Regions from separate parts of the Mus musculus genome. Here all the other regions are linked to region 2. The links are chromatin loops, found by intact Hi-C in ENCODE. Cell type or tissue: left cerebral cortex. All regions are shown on one strand.

Region 1 (8,000 bases), 69 kb before region 2:
CCACAGCCTACCTGCTGAGGGGGACCCCTGCACCCACCAGGCAAGGTGTGGGACATGGCTGGGGGGGGCAGCATGGGATGTGTGGGACAAGGGAACTCAAAGGGCCCAATAGGGGATCGCAGGAAGGCCAGGGATGCCAGTCTGTCACTCAGATTAGGGAGCCTTGGGATCCAGAGAGGGCAGTATGGACATGCTCAGTCTGGGTAAGCAGGCAGGCCGAAGCCTCTGGGGACCAGATAGGAAGTAACGGCTGTGTCCCAGGGGAAATAGGGAAATAGTTGAAAAGTCTGGGGTATGGAACATGTTTCTTGCCATTTAGGTTGTGCTGTGATCCTTGGTGTTTCTCCCTATAGGTACTGGTGAGGTTTGTCCAATGGCGGCAGCGGCAGCAGCAGCGGCGGCGGCGGCAGCAGCAGTGGTGGCAGCCCCCCCCACAGCTGTGGGCTCCCTCTCTGGGGCAGAGGGGGTACCAGTGAGCTCTCAGCCACTTCCCTCCCAGCCTTGGTGAGCTCCAAGTTGATGGGGGAGAGGGGAGAGTGGAGGAAAGCTCTTCTTGGTACAGTCTCCTCTTCCCACCAACTCCTCACGACTCTTCATCAACCAAGGAGCCTCCAGACAGAGAGGAGGAAGAAGGAATTCACTAGGTTTTAACAATGTTTCTCCTGCTCCTTTCTTCTCCCTATCAGAGCTGACCCTACAAACACCTGTCCCCTGAGTTGTGTTGAAGTCCCCTGGACAATGAGCAGGGGTGGCAGAGGACAGCAGCAGCCACTGCCCTCACCTTTAACCCCTTGCCTTGCCTCCCAGGGATTTGTGAGCCTTTCCTAGAAGGTCCTGTGCTCTCCTCCTTCTGTCCCCTCCCCTACTGTCTGCTGCCCCTTCCTGGGGAGTTGGTGCTTTCTTTTTTGTTGTTGTTTTTTCCCAGGGGTAGGGAGGAGAGAGGAGGGGAAAGAAGATTCTGTCCCAGAGGAGAGAAAAGGTGGTATTGAGGAGGGGCAGAAGCGGGGAAGGCAGAGGGATACTTGAGTAAGGTTGGGTGGTTAAACCCCAAGCATCCTACTGGAGTGTCTGTCCAGGGAGAAGCCAAGGGGAGCATCAGAAGGAGCCACTGGAGCCAGAGGCAGAACAAGAGAGATGGAATCTTAGGGGGCCAGGGCAAAGGAGGGGAGCCAGGGACAAGAGGTGCTTCCTGGGGGTGGGGGAATGCAGCCACAGTGTCTCCCCCTTCCCTCTTCCACCCCAGCTCCAGCCCTGGTCTTTCTTCCTCTTTCCCATAACAGAAGCTATGGCCCTGGCCATGTCATCGTGTTCCTGTGTCCCTTGCATGTTCCCCACCCTCCCCTCCCTCCTTTTGCGCAGACCCCATTACAATAAATTTTAAATAAAAACTTGTCTCTGAGTTCCTAAGTTATCTTCACCAAGCCCCCTGTTGTGTGTGCTCATGCCTCACCCCTCCCAGGGAGAGGGAGGGGTTCTTTGTTGACCTTGATCTTGGTCCCAACCTTTCCTGCTCTGCAAAGTGGTAGCTTCTCTCTTCTGAGGTACAACCTCTAGCTGCAGTACAACACAAATTTAGGGTAGGGCCAAGAATCCAGAAGTTATGGAGAGCAGATTCCAGGTCTTCAGGGAATACCCAATCTGAACAGGCACAGAATACCCACTGGAGATTAGGGATGCCAAGCTAGTTATTGATGCTGTCCTGTCTACAACCCAGCACCAGGCTGCACATACAGATCCCAGGGTCCATGGTTGACACAGGGTTCAGTAAGCTGCATTCGGGTCCCACTGTGGTGGTCATGGACTGCTTGCCCTGGCCCTTCCTAGCTTGCTGGAATTTCCATTTCTGGGCTTTGCTCAAACCTTTACAAAGACCCTCCCTTAAGCTTCCATCACGCATTGCTGCTGCTGCTTTCCAAGAGTAGGAAGGCTTCAGTTCTGCAGGCTCCCTTCTCTTGAAACCCCACGCAGTTCCCCTGCAGCCACCCCAAACTTAGACCTGTTTGCTTAACCCATCTATGCTGCTCAGGGTGCCTCCACCCAATCCTCACTGGTCCGTCTCTTCGCAGACCTAGGTCTCTGCCAGGATCCCCCGGTGACCGTTGGCGGGAGGGGCCGAGGACTTAGGAAGAAGGGGGTGCCCCACCAGGAGGTGCGCGTGAGAAAGGACAGGGAGGGGGCGAGAAAGGGCAGGGAGGGGGCACGAGTGGTCCCCAGGCCGGTTACCCAGGTAACACGGGGCCTGGCACGAGGTTCTCTTGGGCTATCCGGGAGGGGCAGGAGGCGTGCTAGGGGCGGGGGCGGCGCGGCAGCAGTGGAGCTTAGGGGAGGGGACCAGAGAAGAAGGGCCGAGCAAACCCGGAGGAGAGAGGAGGGGAGACCCGCCACCTCCCTTCATTGCTCACAGACTTGTTCCCTCCCCGGTCTGCGGCTGCTGCAGCAGCAGCGGCGGTGGCGGCGGGACGCAGGAGCAGTCCCGAGGCTGGCAGCGGATGAGACTGGGACCAACTGAGACTGCTGGTAGGTGTGGACGACAGACAGCTGGGTGGCATGAGAATGCAGGTGCCAGGCGAACTAGAGGGTGGTGCTGGGTGCGTCGTACCATCGGGAGAAGATCCCCTCCCCCTCAGCCTCTGCTGAAAGCAACAAGGGAACCCCTAAAAGAAGGGCTAAGAAGGTATGCACAAGATACTGGGTCTTCCCCAAGAATGGGGCTGGAAGGAGGTAGACGGGCATTTGAGCCCAAATGCACAGTAGGAAACCCTGCACTTCTTAGGTGGTGCCCAGAGAGGAGGGAAGGGTACAGAAGGAGCAGACTGTGTGGGGTCCTGGTCAGTCTGCCTGTTGGAGTGCCTGACGCATGCACAGATTTTCATGTTCTGGTGCGCCTTCGAGTTGGAAGCTGAGAGACTGGGTCTTGTTGGGTGTGTTGGATGGATCTAGGAACAGACCCAAGAGCAGTTCTGTTTAGAAAAGGGCTTATCTTCCCATGGCTCTCCAAGCCGACTTTAAAATACTTCTCCACCTTAAAGCAAAGGAAATCCCAACTTTTCCTCCTCTCCCTAGGGACAGTACAGGCTAGCCTTGAAACAGAATCCTAGCCCTCTTGAGCCTGTGGTGATGAGAGACACTCTTCCCTCCTCACCAAGCCTGTCTCCTCCTCTTCCAGGATTTGCTACTGTCACTGTTGTCTCCTCTTCCCCACGGGCCCTCTCCCATCTCGCTTCTCTAAGATGGCAGCCAGCAGCTCTCAGGTCTCTGAGATGAAGGGGGTGGAAGACAGTTCCAAAACCCAGACAGAAGGTCCCAGGCATTCTGAAGAAGGACTAGGTCCTGTCCAGGTTGTAGCAGAGATCCCAGACCAGCCAGAGGCCCTTCAGCCGGGCCCAGGCATCACTGCAGCCCCTGTGGACTCAGGGCCTAAGGCAGAGCTGGCACCAGAAACCACAGAGACCCCAGTTGAAACCCCAGAAACAGTCCAGGCCACAGACCTCAGTTTAAACCCAGAAGAAGGCTCCAAGGCCAGCCCCAGCCCCAGCCCCAGCGAGGCACGCCAAGAGCCAGCATCCAAACCAGATGTGAACAGAGAGACTGCAGCAGAGGAAGGGTCTGAGCCGCAGTCTACAGCCCCTCCTGAGCCAACCTCGGAGCCTGCTTTTCAGATAAACACCCAGTCAGACCCTCAGCCAACTTCCCAGCCTCCTCCTAAACCACCCCTTCAGGCAGAGCCCCCCACCCAAGAGGACCCTACCACAGAGGTCCTGACAGAAAGTACAGGGGAAAAACAAGAAAACGGAGCAGTGGTTCCCCTTCAGGCTGGTGACGGGGAAGAGGGCCCAGCCCCCCAACCTCACTCACCACCCTCAACTAAAACACCCCCAGCCAATGGGGCTCCCCCCCGTGTGCTGCAGAAACTCGTTGAGGAAGACAGAATAGGAAGGGCACACGGTGGGCATCCAGGATCTCCTCGAGGTAGCCTAAGCCGTCATCCCAGCTCCCAGCTGGCAGGGCCTGGGGTGGAAGGGGGCGAAGGCACCCAGAAACCTCGGGACTATATCATCCTTGCCATCCTGTCCTGCTTCTGCCCCATGTGGCCTGTCAACATTGTGGCCTTCGCTTATGCCGTCATGGTGAGCCCCAAGGGACCCTGGCCCAAGTGTACTGTGGCTCTCAGCTTCGTGCCAGTGTCAGCCCAGAGCCCCAGTAATGACACCTTCCCTCACCTCTCTGCATGGATCCCACTTTTCCAATTGCTGGCCCTTTGCTTGTCTCTCCCCAGGACCTAACCTTCCAAGGCACTCCTGCCCGACCCCTTCAAGCGGGAGGGAAACAGATGTGTCATATAATCTTACTGACCTGTACCCTCTTCCTCCTGCGTCCCCAATTCTCCTTCCTTTCTCAACCCCATTGGGCTGACCTTCCTCCTCTGGACTCTCACCTGATCCCTGCTGGGCTGGCTCCTGCTGACCTGGGCCATGATACCTCCAAACCCCTCACCCTCACCCCAGTCCCGGAACAGCCTGCAACAGGGGGACGTGGATGGGGCTCAACGTCTGGGCCGAGTAGCCAAGCTCTTAAGCATCGTGGCGCTGGTTGGGGGGGTCCTCATCATCATCGCCTCCTGCGTCATCAACTTAGGCGGTGAGTGGGGGTCAGGGACAGGAAGGGAGGCGCGGAGGGTTGACCAGGGCAGCTTTACTAACCCCTGACCCTGCTCTCTCCTGTCTGTCCTCCCTATGCCTTTGTCTCTTCCTGTCTCCTTCCCTGTCTGTCTTTCCCTCTCCTCTCCCACAGTGTATAAGTGAGGGGCTCTGCCCTGCATTCCAAGACTTTTCTTCCTGTTGGGAGCTGTCTTGGGTCCATCCCTGTCCTGGGAGAATCCCAGTCCATGGCCCTGGCCCCCATCTCTAGGGACCAAGGGAGCCTGAGCGGCCTTGTTTACAGCTTCTTTCCCCCTGCATCCTGCCAGGCTCCTCTGCCAGCCATAGGCTTCCTTTCTCCCTGCACTTTTGCCTGCAGACCCCCACCCCACTCCTGCCTCTTGACCTCCCTAACCCTGCACTCTGAAAACCTCTCTGCACTTCTGGAAGCCTTCCTGAACATCTAAATTGTACTCTGCACCTCTGCATCTCTCCCAGCCTCCCTGCACTTCTTCCTGCCTCTGGAATCCTCTGAACCTTATCCCTGGCCTCCCAACGTTCATTGTCTTGGTATCTAACCCATCCCGTTCTCCCCTTCCTTAACACCGTTTTTCCCCTTGCCACGTCCCCTGACCCTTTCTCCCTTTTCATCTCCCCCTTAGCGTCTTCACCCTCCTGCCAACACTTAGTCTGCAAAAACTGCAGTACTTAGGTCAGGCTGAGGGAAGAAGGATGGTGTGGGGAGAGGAGCCTAGCTGGGGGCTCTGACTGTTCTCTACTGGGGACCACCCAGGCCCAGACCATACCCTACCCCTACCCCTAAGGTGCCTATTGGGTCCCAAAGCTGGCAAGTGAGTCCTCACCTGGGGGACCTTCTGAGAGTCCTTATTCTGAACATCCAGGGGAGGAAGGGGCATAGCTGCGCCTGAAGAGTCAGCCTGAATTGATCTGCCCGTTTGGGCTTTTTAACCTCAGAGTTTCTTGTTTGAAGGTCTATTTATGTGCTTTGTAAACAGTAGAATTCAAAACAAAACAAACAAACAAAAACAGGACCAAAGTTCCCAGCTGCAGGGAGCAAGGGAAGGGTGGGGGAGCTCTGTAATTATTCTCTAAGAGGATGAGGGAGGTTTGTTGCACGCGACAGCCCTCTGAGGAGGCAGAGAGCCAGCTGCGATGCATTTCAGAGTTGGCGGGGTTTTTTGTTTGTTTCCTTTCTTTTTTAAAAAAAAAAAAAAAAGTTGGGGGAAAACTAAAATTCCTTTTCAAAAAATAAAACTGAGTCTCCCTTTTTGTATGCTGAATGCTGCATGAGTCTTAAACACTAATAAACAGAGAATGCATGAGACTGGCCTCAGTTGGTCCCTGTGTTTGCAGAGTCAAGGTACTGCTTTCTGGCAGGCCCTACTGAACGGAATACGCATGCGCTGCCGCAGTGGCCATCTTTAGTATGGGCCGAGGTTAATGAGTCCTAAGGGCCAAATTGCGCATGCGCAAGTCTTCTCTTTCCTCTTCCAAGTAGCTTTGACTACCGCGGAGCCTCCGCGCGCCATTTCTCTGCGCCTGCGTACTGAGATGCTGCGCAGCCTGGGAGGCGGGTTTTAGCTCCAGGTTTGTACCGCTGCTGAGTAGACGCGAACTAGGTTTGCCCGGTCTAAAAAGATGACTTCCATCCCGGTGATGGAGAAGGCGATGTGAAAGCGAGAAAACAGGCCCTTCCCTTTCCAGCTCCGAGCGTGTTTCCTGCGGGTCCCTGGGAACGGCAGAATTCTGGGTCCGTGGGGTGGGGTCTGTCCTTGCAGGGGTTTGAGCGCCCCCTCCTGGGGACGGTGCTCTGGCCGCAGTCAGCTGTTGGACTGACTGGCGATTTCCTAGACCTAGAAAGGCTCTCCAGCCTTTCGGGTGAGGCGCACTGGTTTGGTACTCTAGAATCTCCTCTATTGCTGGGCTTCTTCTCTAGTACTCTATGTCCCTTGCCCTGGGCCATGGAACCATTGCAGGCAGCACAGCAGCGCCTCTGTCTGAAGAAGGGGAAGTGACTTCCGGCCTCCAAGCTCTGGCGGTGGAGGACACTGGAGGTCCCTCTGTCTCGGCTAGTAAGGCCGAGGAAGAGGGGAAAGGCAGTCAGGAGGAGGCCGGGCGTGAGGGATCCAGGCCTGAGGAGGCACTAGAAGCTCCCAGCGCTGCGAGCGACGAGCGTGCGGAGGGAGAAGCCGAAGACTGGTGCGTGCCCTGCAGCGATGAGGAGGTGGAGCTGCCGGCCAATGGGCAGTCCTGGATGCCCCCACCCTCCGAGATCCAGCGGCTCTATGAACTGCTGGCTACCCAAGGTACTCTGGAGCTTCAAGCAGAGATCCTACCCCGCCGGCCGCCTACCCCAGAGGCCCAGAGTGAAGAGGAGAGATCAGACGAGGAGCCAGAGGCCAAAGAAGAGGAGGAGGAAAAGTGAGGCCATGCTTTACACATTATTCCCGGGACTGCTCTCCTGAGCACGGAGCCTGGAGGGAGGGGAGAGCAGGAAAGGATGAGGCGGCGGGCTGGGGTGTGCCAGCGGGTGTTAGGGAGTGCTTCTCTCAACCTTGGCTTTCTGTCCACCCTGTTTCAGGCCGCACATGCCTACAGAATTTGACTTTGATGATGAGCCAATGACACCAAAGGACTCACTGATTGACAGGAGACGGACACCAGGTACGGATGAGAGGGAAGAACTGAGGGGAGGTAAAGGGCCTCCCCTAGTTACCCCGCCCACAAGTGGGCTGGTCTGAGGCCTTGGCTGGTTTCAGCCATCATCTTGACCAGCAGTGGGACGGAGCATTCATACAGTAGCATTCACACAGTAGCAGCATAGTTCTGGCTTAGGTCAGTGCCATACTTTCCTATCAGGGACCCCGCAGACCTTCCCAGAAGTTCAAAGTTTGTTGAACACATCTCTGAAGTACTATGTTCATGCCCAGAGCTGACCTGACATCCCAGCCTGTGGGCCTTCCTAGAATATGCTTTTAGAATCATTCTGGAGCTCTCTCGCAGCCGGCCAAGCCAACAGCAAGTTGCATTAGCTCCGCTTGTACAGATCCACCATTGTCAACCAGAGGAGTCCTTTTAAGTGAGGTCCCGTCTTTCCTCAGCTTGTACTACTCCCGAGGATTCCATTCCAGAGAGGAAGAGCATGTCCACGGAGAGTCTTAAGTTTTCTGGCCTCTACCCCTGCCCCAGGACCTTTGCACATGATGGTTATGTTCCCCAGCCATTGCATTATGGGTATCTTAGTCTAATACCAGCCATCCTGTGTGTGGCCCAAACCTAAACATTAGCTCCTCTGTGCCCCTGAGGCCTAAGAAGGGAGTATTTAACAAGATCTCTAAGTGT
Region 2 (8,000 bases):
GCTCATCCTGTAGGTCCCTTCTTAGTCACCAGCTCTTTCAAGAAGCCATTCCTCTATTCCTTAGAGAAATACTGGTCTCTCTGATTCTTGCTCCCCTGGCCTGAGTCTCCTCCATCATAGGCCTTACCTGACGGACATCACCATTCCAATTACTATCTGTTTCCACCCAGATCCTCAGCTCCTTAAAGACAGACTTATAGTGGGCTAATTTATTGTTTTTCCCAAGGCAAACACAGAGCCTGGTATGAAGTAGGTACTCAGTAAAAAGTCACTGCGTGGAATAAGTGAATTTGCTACTTGCATTTGCAGACCCAGGAATGGGTGAGCAAATGTGCATGATTGTCTTCTGAGGGTCCCACTCCCCAGAGGGTCCCAAGCAGGAGGAAGATTCTCTCAGAACCCTGAGTCAGAGGGACCCTGAGATGTCTTCTGTACCCTAGGTGGCTCTTGTCCCTCTACTGGCACTTCAGACTCCTCACCCTGATAGTGAATCCTGAAGCCATTGCCCCTTGGGACTCGAGGACTCTGGAAATGCAGGAGCAGCCGGTTTGTTGGGCTCCGCAGCACTTGTCCTTCTCCCAGCATGGAGGAATTGGCCAGGAGTCTGGGGGCCAGGCCTGGAGAACCCCCACCGGCCAACACCAGAAGTTCTTCCTCCTGAGACAGGTTGAGTGTCTGCACCTAGAGAAGCCAGATACACGGAGGCCAGGGGATGTCAGAAGGGGGAGGGGTTACATGACAGCCTAAGCCCCAACCCTCCAGTAAACCACCCAGGTTGCAGAAGTCTTTTGAGATCATCTAATTCAGAAAAAAGGTTCACCAATTCCCAGGCCAGGTTCAGTCACACTCAATAGGCACCACAGAAAAGTACCTGAATCTCAATGCCATAACCAGGGTAGACATGGATGCTGTAGGTGCAATCTAGGAGCTCCACGGAGCGGCTGGCAGTGCTCCCCAAGTCCGGAGACTCCACAAACCCTTCGCCCTCCGAGATGTTGTTATTGCACAGAACTAAAGAGATGTAAGCAGCTGGGACTGAGAGGTCCTGCGTGATGCCCTCCCCGCCGAGCATCTTCAGGGCTCGCCTGTATCCCCACCACCCTTCACCATCGTTATCCTGTGCACCCTTTCTACCTCACCTGAGACTTTCCTTCCCCAACTACAATATGGATGGAAGCCCACAGAACAGCCCTTGGACCTTAACGCTGGCCTGTGTCATTACCCCTCTCTGACCTGTACCTAAATCTCCTTCCACGTGATCCAAGCAGCTTTCCCTCAGCCAGTCCCACACAGGAGCATCTATGCCCTTTCCATCACCTCACCTGGGCTGGTGACAGTGGTGGTGACAGTTGTTGTGGTGATGATGGTGGTGGTGGTTTCCTCCTCTCCTCCCTCAGGCCTGAGGGGTGGGACTGGGGAGGCGGGGCCAGGCGGGGGCGGGGCTGTAGTTCCAGGGGGTGGGGTCAGCAGCTCTGGCGCGGTGGGGCCTGCCCCCCTGACTCCCTTGGGGGTGACAGCTGTCGTCAGAGGCCCTGTCCCTGGCTCAGTGGCACGTGGCAGGGAAGGTGCTGCAAGAGTCTGGCCGGCTGGAGGGGTGGCTAGTGTGGGGTCTGGGTCAGATCCTGAGATAGTTTAAGGGTAGTCAGCACACAGGAGCAGCAAATTGGCCCATGGGGGTGGGGAACAGCTTAGAATAAACACCCCAAAGCCTCCCCACAGGGTACAGGCTCCATTTCCCCTACCCACACAGGCTCCCCACATTCTCTCAAGATTTTGTAGCTAAAACTCCCTTTTTCTTTTTCACCACCGTCTTAACGGCCCCCTTGAGCCTCTCCCCACCCCCAGTTCTGGCTCTCACTCCTGCCTTCTCTCTCTCTCTCTCTCTCTCTCTCTCTCTCTCTCTCTCTCTCTCTCTCCTCTCTGTTTAGCTCTCTCTGGAGCTTTTTTATGCTTAGCATTCTTATTGCTCTCTGGTTTTATGATCCTAGTTTTATGATCTGGTTTTATATCTCTCTCTGTCTCGCCATTTTTGTGACTCTGGTTGTCTGAATTCACATTTTTCTCTCTGTATACATGACCTCTTGACTGTTCCTCATTTTGTCCCTGTCTCTGGTTCTGTCGAGGGCCAGCTTTGACTCTTTCTCAGCTTCCTAGGGGGTCTCTCCCACAGAACTCTCTCTAACCCGCCTTCCCTCTAGCCAGGCACTCCAGCTCTCAGCGACATAGCCTCTCTCTCTACTCCTATGCCACACTGTGGGCCTCACCCGGCAAGAAGCCGATCTCTGGGCCCTTCCGCAGCAAAGCCCCATGGAGCAGCTCAGCCAGGTCCTCAGAGGCCACTGTGGGAGTCTCACTTCCAGGCTCTGGCATCATCTCATCCTCCTTCAGGGGCAGACCTAGGAGGTGAAGTCCTGTGAACCTCTCCATTCCTCTACATCCTGTCCTTATCTGGAGAGATGCTCCCCAGAGCACATCTTATCGGACACTCAGGGAGTCCCAGGCTGGGTTGAGAGCCAAGATCAGAGGAGTGGCTCCAATCTGCCCTCTCCCTCACTGAGTTCCAGCTCCTGGTCTCTGGGCCTTCAGTGAGAACCTTAATTAGTACTAACCCTGGACAGCTCTAGCAGGGTGTGCTTTGGGACTGCTTTCTATTCCTCCCCAGTGAAATACTCCCCTGATCCCTAAACTCTGAGGAGAGTCTGACAGCATCTCCCAGACTGCTTCCGCAGTGCCAGCTTTCTCTCAGGGTTTTTGCCTCTGCAGACTCTCTCTCTCTCTCTCTCTCTCTCTCTCTCTCTCTCTCTCTCTCTCTCTCTCTCTGCAGTCTTTGCAGCCTCTGTGCCTTCTCTAGACTCTGGTTGGGGATCAGAGTAGAGTCAGGGATTGAATATCCCTGATTGTGTTCATCTGCCTTTGTCCATATGTCCAAGAACATTTGTGTGTACAGCGCCTGGCATCTCTCCCAGTACCTCCATCTCCCACCCAGGTACCCTGCCTGCTTCTACCGCCTCCGCAGAAATCCACCCAACTTCCCTCAGCTCTTCTTCCCGAATTTTAACCCCTAAGATACAACTAAATGCTCTTCTTATTCATTTCTCTATCTCCTTAAAATTAGGAGTTCAAGGGCTCCGTGTAACAGTCAAAGAGCCTTGGCTTGCCCCTTCCCAGTCAACTGTGCCCCTCCCCTCCCCCACAAGCTCGGAAGACTCAATATCTTCAGAGAAAGAAGGTAGAAGACCCGCGAGAACCTTCCCAGGGCCCACCCCCACATGTCCTTACCCTCAATCCAGGCACAGCTCAGCAGAATTAGGAGCAGCAGCTGGGAAGGCGGCGGGTGCTGGGCCTTGGGAGTCCCCATGGCGACTCACACTAATTTCTCTCCTCTGTGGCTCTTCTGAATAATCTCGCTGTCACTTTCCCTCTGCGTCCTTTTATCTTTTCCTTTAATTTTGCTTTCCTGCTAAGGGTCGGCAAAGGAAGGCAAATTTTCTTCCTTTGGGATGGAGAAGCAGAATTGGCCTAGAGGTTGCTTGGAGTCCGCCCCCTTTTGCTCAATCTTTATCCTTTGCTCTGCGATCTATGGCAAAGGGGGGCGCGGCTCCCGCTGCGGGGGGTGGGGCCGAGAGGGCCGAAGGTTATCCCCTTGTTCGGGAGCTTGGGCCCATCGGGATGGATAGATAGATAGCCGGGGAAAGTGGGAGGGGAAAGGCAGCTTCCGAGGGTCCAGGGTGGGCTTGAGGATCCAGAGGGCCCTTATGAGGTTCAACCGGGGCTTATCTCGGAGAGGAAGAGGGAAAGGGTTGCGGAACCAGGGAAGCTGAAGCTCGGCCACTGGAGCTGCGGGAGGGAGAAGCTGAGAAAGGTGTCAAGCCCACGTCAGATCCTGGGGACGGGTGAAAGGAGGGGCCTGGGATTTATTCTCTGACGAGGGAGGAGGAGGAAGTGCAGATGGAGGAAGGAGGGATGCCGAGCCAGGACTGCACTTCCCGAGGCCCCTAGGGGAGAGGAAGGAAACTCTGGTCCCAGTAGTAATTAGGTTCCCTCCCGGCGCCATTCCAGAACATCTGGTATCTGCACCTGGTCTTCCTAAGGTGTCAAGAGTAGGCACAGCTTGGTTCACGTCTTCCTGGCCTGTCCAGTATGTCCTCTGTCCACACCCGGACCTCCCCGCGGGCCTTCACTATGCCCTTTATGGAAGCTCAGGTGGGATGGGCTCGCCCCTCCCGCAGGAAAATGGGGAGTATCCAGGTTTGTAAGGAGCCTGATGGGTATGTGTTGAGACTCCCTTCTCTAGCAGGCGACCTGACAGAGACCTGCAGCCTAGCGGCTACCACCCGTGATCTACTGGCTCTGCCACTGAGCAAGCGAGTGCCCTTTCAGCACCTGGGCGCGAGGACAGCTCCCGGCCCCGCCTGCACGGGCGGCCTTGAAGCCACTGATTGGCTGAAGCCGCTTTCGCGAACCCGCGTCTTGCTCTGTGCTGGCTCTGGCGTAGCCAAGCCAGGGGAAAGGGGAGTCACAGGCCGACCTCTCCAGGGACCCGCAGGCCCACGGCCGGACTCGCAGTTCCAGAGCACCGGCCTCACGAGCGGGTCAGGGCTCTCGCCCCGCCCCCGAGTCTGCCCTGCCCTTCTTTTCGCATTGCGGGGCGGCTAGAGGTTGGCACTGTGTCCCTGTACCCCACGTGGCGCTCGGTCAGGGCTGGGGGAGGGGGTCTGGAGCGGCAAATCCAGAGAGAAGTCTCCCCCCACCCCCCTTGCAGGGCTGGGCTGCGGCTGCCTCTGGGAGGGGTCCTGGGTAGCTAAACAGAGAGGGTTGCGGGAAGGAGTGACGTCAGGGTGAGTGGGCGCCCAAGAAGGGGTGTGTAGGAGGTCGGGAATCGGAGAGGACAGACCCGACCCTTTCGAGGGAGAAGACAGGTCAAGGAGAGAGGAAAGAGAAAGAGCCGCTATAGAGTGGGGCTGCGGGCCAGGTGGAGTAGGAACCGCTGTTGTCAGGGGAAGCTAGAAGAAAAAGAAGGGGTCGATAAGGAAAGGGGGGCTGGAGTGGAGGGAGGAGAAACCAGCTGAGACTGGGAGACTGAGGGTGGAGAGAGGAAAGGAAGAGGAGACTGCGGGAAGGGGAAAGGAGAGAGGAACCACAGAAGGAAGAGAGAACAAGAGTGATCTCCGAGTGGAGACAAATAGAAAAGGAAGGGGAGAAAGAAAGAGGGAAGTGAGGGGAAGGTTTGTTGGGGGGCCTGTAGGAGGAGTGAACAGGAGTGGGGATGTGGAAGGGAGGGAATCAGGAAGCAGTCATCGAGGGGTCAGGTGGAGAACTGGGGGTACCAGGGAGCTGGGGTCTGCAAGATGCAGCTTGCCACTTAGCCAGGGCCTCTTTGCCTATCATGTTTCCATGGCCACTGCCTCTAGGCTCCTCAGCCCTTACTATGCTCCTCGGAGCCCTCACTTCTCTGTTCCTTTGGTATTGCTACCGACTGGGTTCCCAAGACATGCAGGCCCTGGGGACCGGGAGCCGAGCTGGGGGTGTTAGTGGTATGCCTGATGTATGTTCTCAGACTGGCCCAAGGGGCCTTGGGGATTCTGGAGAAGGACCCAGGGCAGAAGGTCTAGTGAGCAGGCGGCTTCGGGCCTATGCCAGGCGTTACTCCTGGGCTGGGATGGGTAGGGTGAGGCGGGCAGCTCAGGGAGGCTCTGGCCTCACAGGAGGGGCAGGGGTCATGGGCATTCAGCGCCCTGGCTTACTTTTTCTACCAGACCTGCCTTCGTCCCCCTTTGTACCACGTGATGCCCAGAGGCATGACGTGGAGCTCCTACAGAGCAGCTTTCCCGCCATTTTGCGGGACTTCGGGGCTGTGAGCTGGGACTTCTCAGGAACTACTCCTCTGCCTCGGGGCTGGTCCCCACCCCTGGCCCCTGGGTGCTACCAGCTCCTGCTGTACCAAGCAGGCCGATGCCAACCCAGCAACTGCCGGCGGTGCCCAGGAGCCTATCGGGCACTGAGGGGGCTACGGAGCTTCATGAGTGCCAATACCTTCGGCAATGCTGGCTTTTCCGTTCTACTGCCTGGGGCCCGGCTTGAGGGCCGCTGTGGACCCACCAATGCTCGGGTTAGATGCCATCTGGGTGAGTATAGCCTGTCTACAAACCTTCCATCTTTCCTACTTTACTACCTCTTTCTGCACTTTGGTTCTTTTCTCAGAATCTTCCCCAACCAGATCTGAGTTCTGTTTTTATGCATCTATCCAGTCAGTGGTGGCTTACACAGTGTCCCACGCTGACTCTTTGTCTCCAACCACCAGCCACCCTCCCCCCTTTTAACTTAAAAGAAATTCTCACTGAAATGTAAGTGGTCAGTGTTACTTGCCCTGAAGAGGAAATACCCAGAAAATGAATTTTAAATTGTAAAAAGAGACTGCTTGGAGCAGGGCATGGTCTTGCATGCCTGTAATCTCAGCACCTGGGAGACTGAGGCGAGGATCACAAGTCTGAGGCAAGCCTGGGTCTTATTTCTCTTTTATTTAGTCTAGGGAGTATAGTGAGATAATCTACATCTCACTATGTAGTACTGGCCTGGAATCTAAATACAGGCCAGTTGGCCTCAAACTCACTAAGATCTGCCTCCCACTACCTCCTGAGTTCTGGGATCAAAGGTGTGAGCAGTAGGTAGCCTACTTTATTTAGGCTTCTTCGCTGATAAGTAGCAATGTTAGTGGGGTGTTCAATAGCACCAACCTGGCATTTTCTGTTTTCAGACACACCAGAAGAGGGCGTCGGATCTCACTACAGATAATTGTGAGCCACCGTGTGGTTGCTGGGAATTGAACTCAGGACCTCTGGAAAAGCAAGCAGTGCTCTTAGCCGCTGAGCCATCTCCCTAGCCCCCTGAGATTTTCTAATGTTCTAAAGATTGAAAGAAAATTGGGAAAGTAAATATTATGACTTCAGCTTAGCATAAATCTCTGTGTACTGCCAGCTGGGTGGATCTTATGATTTGGGGCATACTACTTTTCCTACCAGACCTGCCTTCACCCCTCTGTGCCATGTGACACCCAGAGGCATGACGTGGAGTTCCTACAGAACAGTTTCCCTGCCAGTTTACAGGACTTGGGGCTTCTCAGGGACCACCCCTCTGCCTCAGGGCTCATCCCAACCCCTGGTCCCTGGGTGAGGGCTTTTTGGCTGCTCCCTGGAGATACCATGCACATGTTGGACTTTTAACCTTCATAAGGTTGGGAACACTACCCAGTCTTAAGGACGACTTTCCGGAATGTCTTACTTACGTCAGAGTCGGCTGTTTTCTCAGCACACTCGACTAAGGTCCTGGGGTCAGACTGGATCCATTAGTTTTGCCTCATGGGAGAGGTGCCCAGTACACAGTAGATTCTGGAACTGAATTGACAGAAAGTCCAGGAGGAGATGGTTTAGGGGAGATTTCTTCCAAATGACAGATATGCTTCCCAAAGCAGGACTTCCACAGAATCTGGCCTGTGAGGCCCATTGAGTGGGCAGGCCCCCTGAACACAGGCAGGAATGGTGGATTCCATTCCCATTCTCTCTTCACAGGCCTGAAGATCCCTCCTGGTTGTGAGTTGGTTGTTGGTGGTGAGCCCCAGTGCTGGGCTGAAGGGCACTGCCTCCTGGTGGACGACTCCTTCCTGCACACAGTGGCTCATAATGGTAATAGGACTCACATTCTGGTGGGTCAGGGGACCAAAGACCTGGAGGGATTCCAGCCAATCTGCTCTCAGCAGCACTGTTTTGGGACTGCACAGCCTTGGGCGAGCCACAGCTCCTCCAATCACCTGTGGGGCATCTGCCTTCTTTACCGGGTGACTGTGCATATGGGCTAGGCCCATAAGCTAGACTATCTGCACCCCTATCCTCTTGCTGTGAAACCTTAGGCATTTATTTAATCATATCATGCCTGTCAGCTGGTATAAAATGTACCCGTTTTGGGCACACAGAGCTACCACTGTAAATGCCAGGTATGGTGAAACT
Region 3 (8,000 bases), 67 kb after region 2:
AACCGTTTTCTCTGCTAACTAGATCTTTGGAGGGAAAGAGCTTGGCAAATGTAGTAGATGAGGTCCTCATAGTACTAATACTACTAATTTACAACATCTCTCTTAGTGAATAAAAGCAATCCAGAACAGCTCTTCATCTTCTCTCTCTCTCTCTCTCTCTCTCTCTCTCTCTCTCTCTCACACACACACACACACACACACACACACACACACACACACACACACACGTTTGAGAGCTGCATGCTTTTCGTCCTGCTCCTAAGCCCTCCCCAGGTTCTGCTGGCCTCTGTGTGCTAGGACATCTCTGTGGGAGAAGCTGAAACAGCCTAGACTGTGGAATGAATCCAGCCCAGAGGAACTGGAAGCTCAGAGAACACTGCTAATTTTCCTTTGGGCCAGGCCTCACCACCCATCTTTTTACAATAGGAAACAGTGGAGCCTATTCACTCGGAAGTGGGAAAAGGCATCTAGCTTTTTGGCTGCTGGTTGATCCTAGAGTTCCAAGGCTACCCCAGTGGGATTGAGTGCCAGAACCTATCCCTAGATGTCGCTTCCTCTGATTTTTGAATCCTTGCAGAAATTCATCCAGGGGTTTTCTTACCTGTCCTGTTTTCTTCCTTTTCTCCAGGTACAGGTCAAGTTCTTGGGGCCCACTTCTGAGTTTAGAAGACCTATTACAAAAAGTGAAGAACTAGACTGTGGGAAAATAAATGGCTTTTGACTACTATTGTGTAAGGTACTTACTGGGGATTGGATTAAAGTAAATACTGGGGACTTTTCCTTGTTGACGTAAAAGAATTTTTTTGTTTTGTTTTTCGAGACAGTTTCTCTATGTATCCCTGGCTGTTCTGGAACTTACTTTGCAGACCAAGCTGGCCTAGAACTCAGAGATCCTCCTGCCTTTGCCTCCTAAGTGCTGGGATGAAAGGCACATGCCACCACTCCATGGGGGCTTTTCTTTCTTATTGGGTGTGCTCATGCCATGGCCCGTGCATGGGGGTCCCAGAGCAGTTGTGCTCTCTTCCTCAACCCTTGCATGGGTTCAGGGGATAGAACACAGGTTACCAGCCTTTTCTCAGCAAGCACATACTTAGTCATTTTGCTCCTGTCCAATTTTGTGGCACTGTGGGTTGAATGTAGAGCCTCGCCTACACTAGGCAGGCAAGCACTCTACCACTGAACAGGCTCCCCAGCCTTGTTTTGTCACGTCTCACTATAGAGCCCTAGCTGGCTTCAAATTCAGAGATCTGCCTGCCTCTACCTCTCAAGTTGCTGGGATGAAAAGCCTGGGCCCCCTGGCCTGGAACTCAAAATCTTTGGATGTCACCCTCTCTAGTTTCCTGATGATTAGCGTCTTGTTACCCTTGTTGACCTTAGTTTGAAATACAAGTTGGCATAGGTCACTTAAAACTGTGGCCGTGTTGGTGGATTTGCTTTGGAAAATATTTGTGGTTTTTTGTTCTTTGTTTGTTTGTGTGTCTGTTTGTTTTTTGTTTTTGATACTGGAACTCCATTAGGTTACATACCCTGCAGAACTGGTATCCTCCTGCCTCAGCCTCAGCTTGCTGAGTGCTGGAATTGTAAGCATTAATCTAGCACTATATACTCTTTAGACACACTGTGAACACAACTGTGCTACTTTGTCATTTGTTTTCTTCCATGAACTTAAATTGATGTTCTGTGTATGAAATGCTTAATGCGTTTTGGCAAGTTATACAATCCTACTGGACCTCAATTTTCCAGTAGGGATTTGACCCATTGGGTTTTCCGAACTTTGGCACATCGTTCTCGCACTTGGGAGCTCAGGTTTAGTTTAGATACTTGTGAACATAATAATGGTCCGGTTTCCCGCCTTTCCGGCGCCCAGCTGCCAGCAGCCTTGCTTTACTCCTTTCAGCCTTTACCCTGCACGCAGGCGCAGACCACAGCTTTCCTTCCTAGAGCACCCCCTCAGAGCTTCCCCTAGCAACAGGCTCAGTCGCAGCGCGAAAGCGTGGCGGGCGCATGCGCCACAGCTCTCTCCACCAGCAGTCCTTGGACCGCGCGCTTGGGCTCCACCCCAAGCAAGCCAAGCCTTTCTCCTCTCCTCTTCCCACCAAGGATCCGCGTGGCGGGGCGCGCGCGCACTTGGGCTCGAAGGCAGCTTGTCGTCTGGGCCGCGGCGGCTACTGGCGAGGGGCGGGGCTATTTCCTTTGGGGCCCCACCCCTTTGGCCCGGCGTGCATACCGCGCCTGCGCGCTCCCGCCCGGTCTCCATCTTGGAATTGGGAGGAAGAGAGAGAGGGAGAGAGAGGGAGGCCGGGACGAGAGCAGGGCTGTGGTGCGGTGAGAAGCTGAGACGAAAAGGAAAGGGAGTGAGGCACAGGGACCATCAGCAGCGCCTCCGCTACAGTCCTTCAGCTGTTCCGGAGAGAGAGGACGGGAAAGGGAGTAGGCCAGGGCTGGAGTAGGGGCTGTCACTCTCGGACCCCAGCCTTAGAGGGGCCGTGCAGCCGGGCGTCCTCGGGGTGGGCCCCTTGTCGTGGCCGAAGACCTGGGGCTCAGGCCCCTGGGTCCCAAATTTTGGGGCTTGGTCCCTTGTTTCTCAGATACCCAGGTATCAAACCCTCGTATATCAGATATCTGGGACCCAAAGTCCCAACCTTTACAAACCTGGGTCTCTGTTTTATAGAATTTAAAATACCTGGGATTCAGGACCCTGTGTGCACCAATATCCGGGGTTCATCCTCCAAGCGATCAGATATCGGACTCATTTTTAGCCCTTGCAAATATACGGGGCTCAGACCCCACAATCGGAAATCCGGGATTCAGCAACTGTCGCCCTCGAGTTGGGGGAGGACTGGACCGCGAGGTCAGATCAGGTTGTCACCCCCTCCCCTCCAGGGGAGGCTTCCCGGGCCCGCCCCTCAGGAAGGGCGAAAGCTGAGGAAGAGGTGGCGAGGGGGAAGGTCTCCTTGCCCCTCTCCCTGCTTGTCAGAGCAACTGGAGTACCCCAGGCGGAAGCGGAGGCGCTGGGGCACCATAGTGACCCCTACCAGGTGAGAGACATGGGTGTATGGGCATGAGCCCCTCTGGTCAGCTCCATGCCGAGAAGCTGGGGCTGGGTAGGCCCTCTCCTCAGGATAGGGATTCCTGTTGGGCCCATGGTCAGTCTCTGGCCAGCCCAGTCTGCTTCTGTTGCTACCTCTTCTCCCTTTCTCTTGCCTTCATTGTGTCTGGTTGAAGGGGTACTCTCAGGTGACAGGGCCTGTCTTGTCACCAAGGGTCACGCCCTAGGATGCTTAGCCAATCAAATGGCTTTCCACCTTTCTAGTCTTTATTAATTTTGCCCTCACAACCACCTCTTCATGATTTTATTATACTCTTTTTTTTTTTTTTTCCCCAAGACTGCTCTAGGGTGTTGATTCCCATGTAGGTGGACTGGCTTATTTATTTATTTAGATTGAGACAGCCTTTCTGTAGCCCTGGGTGGTCGATCTGGCCCTGGAGTCCAGTCTTTAACCTCTTTACAGTTTTGACTACAGGTGCAAGCCACCACACTGGGAACTTATATTTTTTTCTGGCTTGGTTTAGTTGGAGTTTTTGTCCTTGCAAAGGTGTGTGTGTGTGTGTGTGTGTGTGTGAGGGGGTAATATTTCCTCCAGCCCTGTCTCTTGCTGAGATGGTGTAAATAATCTCATATATTTGTCAAGTGACCTATCCTTTACAGAGCGCTTTTGCATACATTTTTTTCCATACTACATACTCCTACTCAACCTGTGGGAACTCTTATTATTGTCTTCCCATTTTACAGTTGAAAACATTGATGCTCAGCAAAGTTGTTCAAGGTCACTGAGTGACAGATTCAGGATTTTAACTCAAGTCTTGTCCCTGACTGGATACCCACTTCTTCTGAGCCTGGGCTTGATGAGGGACCCGCGGGGGAATGTATCAGGGTGAGGTTTAGAAATTGGGGGTGTAATGATCTTCCTCTCCAGAAGGAGCTTTTCCTGAGAGGAAGCTCTGCTTTGTGCTCTTCCTCATGGGTGTTTTTCTAACGTGACCTTCATTTTTACTCTGATCCCACACTTTGGCCCGTGTTCCAGAGATAGTTCTCTCTTCTAAAAAGTGATGGCTTTAGCCTTTTCTTAGCTGTTGAGTTAGAATGAGCCCCTCTCTGTGCCCCCTCGCTCCCAGGAGTAAAGCCTCTGGCAACTCTGGAATCAGAGAAGGAAAAGCCATTTGTTTGGTGTCTACAAAGTGCTCTGAGTATGAGTGAGATCTCCTGTAGCGGGATTTTGTAATCTCCTACCAAAGGACTGGTAAGCCACTTACCTGAAGCGCTTGCTGTAGGTTGCAGATGGGAGCACTGGTCAGTCAGTTTACCTGAAGCTCTTGCTGTAGGTTGCAGATGGGAGCACTGGTCAGTCAGTTTACCTGAAGCGCTTGCTGTAGGTTGCAGATGGGCGCACTGGTCAGTCAGTTTACCTGAAGCGCTTGCTGTAGGTTGCAGATGGGAGCACTGGTCAGTCAGTTTACCTGAAGCGCTTGCTGTAGGTTGCAGATGGGCGCACTGGTCAGTCAGTTTAGGGATTCTTTTGCAACGTGGGCTTTCGAAGGTGATTATGATTTAGCCCAGGCCACGGTGATTGCCCAAATGTTATTGTAAGGAAGGGGACCTGTACGATGTTTTTACAGTGGCTGCCACTCTTCATGGGGCCTGAGGTTCTGGGTTGGCAGTCTTAGGCTTGTTTCTGGTTAAGAAGTCATGAGGGTTCCCTTGGCAAGTTGTGATGCCCTGCCTTTTGTGTGGGTGTGTGGTGAGGGGTGGTTGCCACTATGCTCCAAGAGAAGAGGGCCTGCCTTGAGCAGACTAAGCAGCTGAGAGCAGCCAGTCCGTCAGTTGTGAGCCTTTCCCACCCTAAGGGCCTACAAAGAGTCTAGCTCCTTTTCCACCCGCCAGCTTCCAGTTGAGCTAAGGAGACAAAATTAACAGCATGGACAGGAAACAATGTGCCACAGAATATAATTATATGCTGAAATTGTTAGGTACTTTTAAGTAGCTAGAACTCTGCCTCAGGAGTCCAACTCTGCTGAGGGCTTTGTGTCCAAAATTCCCATTAGTCCTTTAAAAAGCCTATCCTAGAGTGTGCGTTCTGGTCCTGGTACCCTGTGGCAACTTTGCTTTGGAGTTTGTTTTTGAGTTTGCTTTGGAACGCCCACCCCTCAAGGGCTGGAATGATCTGGGAGGTTCTCCTAAAACAGGGAGGCTGGGCTTAGTTGCCTCCTAACAGAATTCTGTCCTGAACCTGAAAGGGAAAGGTCCTGTTCTGTGACCTTGGGAAAGGCCTTTTTCTTCTCTCTACCTCAGTAACTCTGGAAAATGGTGATCTTGATCAGACCTTGCTAGTTTCATATAATTGTTCTGGATGCCTGGTGGTAGCAAATCATTTGCCTTTTCAGAACCTGTTTTCGTGTCTGTAAGGGATGCATGTGACCATAGTGTTTATCCATGAGGTTGTGGAGCCCGCTGAGAGGTGATGCTTGCCGAGATGCTTAACACCCATGCTCAGAGAATGTTATTTGTGACCCACAACATCCTATTCCCATGTATGCTGCTTATGCAGTTGGACTGGACAAGAGAGGCAGCCCAGAACACAGCGGTCCCCAATGTCAGGTGCCAGTCCCTACTGTTCCTAGTCTGGATGTTCTCCCTGCCACAGGGTCCCTACGTTTTTTGAAAATGAGTCTCCTTGGTCCCTTCAGGCCAGTACCAACTTGTAACAATGGCCGGATTTCCACCACATCCGGCCTGTTTCCTGTTCTCATCCAGTGTTTGAGAGCTTGAAGGAGGAGGTAGCCTCAGCACCAAGGGGTACAGGAAGGTCCCTGGAAATCACTGGACTATGAGAACTTGTGGGGCAGGACATGTTGGGATTTGAAGCTCTGGCTGAGACACAAATCTTTATGCTTGAGGGAAATGGCAGTGTATAGGGAGCTGAGAAATTAGTGAGGGCTGATTAGGGGATGCTTGGCTTCCCAGAATTGTCTTTGTGGCAATTTTAGGGATTCCAGAGACCACCAGCCATCCCCACTACCATCACCCCCATCTGGTTGCCAGGGCAACTTTTTTTTTTTTTAGCTTTGATGTTGTTATTAACAGCCCCCCTACCTACCTTTCCTCAGCAGTACCTCCCCCTCATCAGTAAATGAGGGGAGGAGGAGGTAGAAACCTGAGGGAGGACCTCTCTCTCCCTCTGGGCCCTATCTTAGCTCTAAGGGTCCTATGTCCTTTTTCCAGGCAAGATCCCAATCTCAGGGCCCCCTGGGGCCATCATGCCAGCTGGGGGCCGGGCCGGGAGCCTGAAGGACCCTGATGTGGCTGAGCTCTTCTTCAAGGATGACCCTGAGAAGCTCTTCTCTGACCTCCGGGAGATCGGCCATGGCAGCTTTGGAGCAGTGTACTTTGTGAGTTGGGTCTTGAAAAGGGTAAAGCAGGGCTCAGTCTCTTTCAACCTGTGGGTCTCCAGGCCTCTGCACCACTCCACCAAAATAATCCTTCCCACCCTCTTCTAATAGCTCAGCGGGTCCTCTTTCACCCCATGCCCAAGGTGGTCTTTTCCATCCTCCAATCTGGTCCTCTAGGCCCGGGATGTCCGGAACAGTGAGGTGGTGGCCATCAAGAAGATGTCCTATAGTGGGAAGCAATCAAATGAGGTGAGTCAGGTTGATTAACATCAGGTTGTGGAGGGCAGAGGGCCCTAGTCTCAACGTGCAGCCTGGGTAACCCCTTCTTCTCTTGACCTTCTAGAAATGGCAGGATATCATCAAGGAAGTGCGGTTCTTACAGAAGCTACGGCATCCTAATACCATTCAGTACCGGGGCTGTTACCTGAGGGAGCACACAGCTTGGGTGAGCTGTCCCACAACTGCAGTAACAGTTTTACTCAGGTCAATCTTTTCCTGGTCCAGCGTTTTAAACAGGCAGTCTCTTTCTGACTATGTTAGTCCTCAGAAAAACCAATAAGCCAGGCATGGTGGCACACACCTCTAATCCTAACACTGAGGAGGCAGACACAGGTGGATCTCTGTGAGTTCAAGACCAGTCTGGACTACCTAGTGAGTTTTGTGCCAACCTGGGCCAAAACTACACAGTGAGATCCTATATTAAAAAAGAAAAACAAACAAATGAACATCTGTGTAGAGGTGCAGAAGAGGCTGACACCAAGTTGCATAGACAGTATGCTCTTTAGAAGGTGGTGATTAAGGGGGATCAAAAGGGGCCCAGATGGGAGCAGTGGTAGGTGTCTTGGAATCTTTGGGGGTGAGGTGGGGCAGGGGCTTGAATCCAGAGATGCTCCCAGCACCTCTTGTTTTCTCTGGCTTCCCTTCTCTATCACCCTTTTGGCATTGCCTCAGTAGAAGATGAACAATAAAGTTCTGTTTTGAGTTTTGCTCAAGGGAGCTGGGTGGCCAGAATCTGATGATCTCTAACACTTGACCCTTCCTTAGCTGGTGATGGAGTATTGCCTGGGCTCAGCTTCTGATCTTCTAGAAGGTAGGTAAATCTGAACATGGGCATAAGGAAGATAAACAAGAAAGCCATAGGAGAAAGTAGCTTATTCCATCTTATTCCCCCTGTGGTCCCTCAGTTTGTTATTTGGTTTCCTTCTACAGTGCACAAGAAACCCCTGCAGGAGGTAGAGATTGCAGCTGTGACCCATGGGGCTCTTCAGGGCCTGGCATATCTACACTCACACAACATGATCCATAGGTATGATGATACCAACTGTGGCTGAGAATAGGATACTCTGTGTACCAGTCCTCGTTTTTGCTGAGCTCTGATTGTCTTGGGTACTGCCAACCCCACCCCACCCCCACCCCCATCTTTTCTGAGATGCATTTCTCATCTCTGCACTTTCTTCTGTCAGAGATGTGAAGGCTGGAAACATCTTGCTGTCAGAACCAGGCTTGGTAAAACTGGGGGACTTTGGCTCTGCGTCAATCATGGCACCTGCCAA

Evidence for each region. Peaks named below come from ENCODE experiments on the same cell type or tissue, not always from the same donor. Only the 100,000 strongest peaks of a DNase experiment are listed, where the experiment ranks them.
Region 1: a loop joins it to region 2, with 3 times the contacts of the local background. A loop is called at or near these places in 6 of 42 quality-filtered maps.
Region 3: a loop joins it to region 2, with 2.0 times the contacts of the local background. A loop is called at or near these places in 5 of 42 quality-filtered maps.

The regions. Positions count from the first base shown.
Region 1 is chr7:127,015,522-127,023,521 of GRCm38, reverse strand. Pagr1a (PAXIP1 associated glutamate rich protein 1A) reads left to right here and starts at 6,170. Exons shown (of 3, transcript NM_030240.1): 1 at 6,170-7,079; 2 at 7,240-7,322. The coding sequence starts at 6,601. It overlaps Prrt2 (proline-rich transmembrane protein 2), which reads left to right and starts at 2,311. Exons shown (of 4, transcript NM_001102563.1): 1 at 2,311-2,517; 2 at 3,167-4,127; 3 at 4,506-4,638; 4 at 4,792-5,980. The coding sequence starts at 3,231. The coding sequence ends at 4,802. Maz (MYC-associated zinc finger protein (purine-binding transcription factor)) reads left to right here. Exons shown (of 5, transcript NM_010772.1): 5 at 354-1,388. The coding sequence ends at 508. In left cerebral cortex, a CTCF peak has its summit at 6,467 (motif pointing left); DNase peaks (open chromatin) are centred at 6,151, 6,407, 6,841, 7,309 and 6 more places; H3K4me3 peaks cover 6,587 bases; H3K27ac peaks cover 7,814 bases.
Region 2 is chr7:126,946,396-126,954,395 of GRCm38, reverse strand. Asphd1 (aspartate beta-hydroxylase domain containing 1) reads left to right here and starts at 5,237. Exons shown (of 3, transcript NM_001347657.2): 1 at 5,237-6,125; 2 at 7,566-7,679. The coding sequence starts at 5,267. Sez6l2 (seizure related 6 homolog like 2) reads right to left here and starts at 3,861. Exons shown (of 18, transcript NM_144926.5): 1 at 3,280-3,861; 2 at 2,265-2,396; 3 at 1,323-1,622; 4 at 872-1,011; 5 at 480-681. The coding sequence starts at 3,358. It also overlaps a transcript of Kctd13 not described here. In left cerebral cortex, CTCF peaks have their summits at 6,747 (motif pointing right) and 7,641 (motif pointing left); DNase peaks (open chromatin) are centred at 4,359, 4,781, 5,495, 7,655 and 7 more places; H3K4me3 peaks cover 5,264 bases; H3K27ac peaks cover 5,312 bases.
Region 3 is chr7:126,878,944-126,886,943 of GRCm38, reverse strand. It overlaps Taok2 (TAO kinase 2), which reads left to right and starts at 1,977. Exons shown (of 16, transcript NM_001163775.2): 1 at 1,977-3,038; 2 at 6,281-6,447; 3 at 6,625-6,696; 4 at 6,791-6,892; 5 at 7,492-7,537; 6 at 7,657-7,753; 7 at 7,911-8,000. The coding sequence starts at 6,316. Tmem219 (transmembrane protein 219) reads left to right here. Exons shown (of 6, transcript NM_026827.1): 6 at 629-725. In left cerebral cortex, CTCF peaks have their summits at 2,050 and 3,933; DNase peaks (open chromatin) are centred at 2,093, 2,839 and 4,846; H3K4me3 peaks cover 4,103 bases; H3K27ac peaks cover 3,070 bases.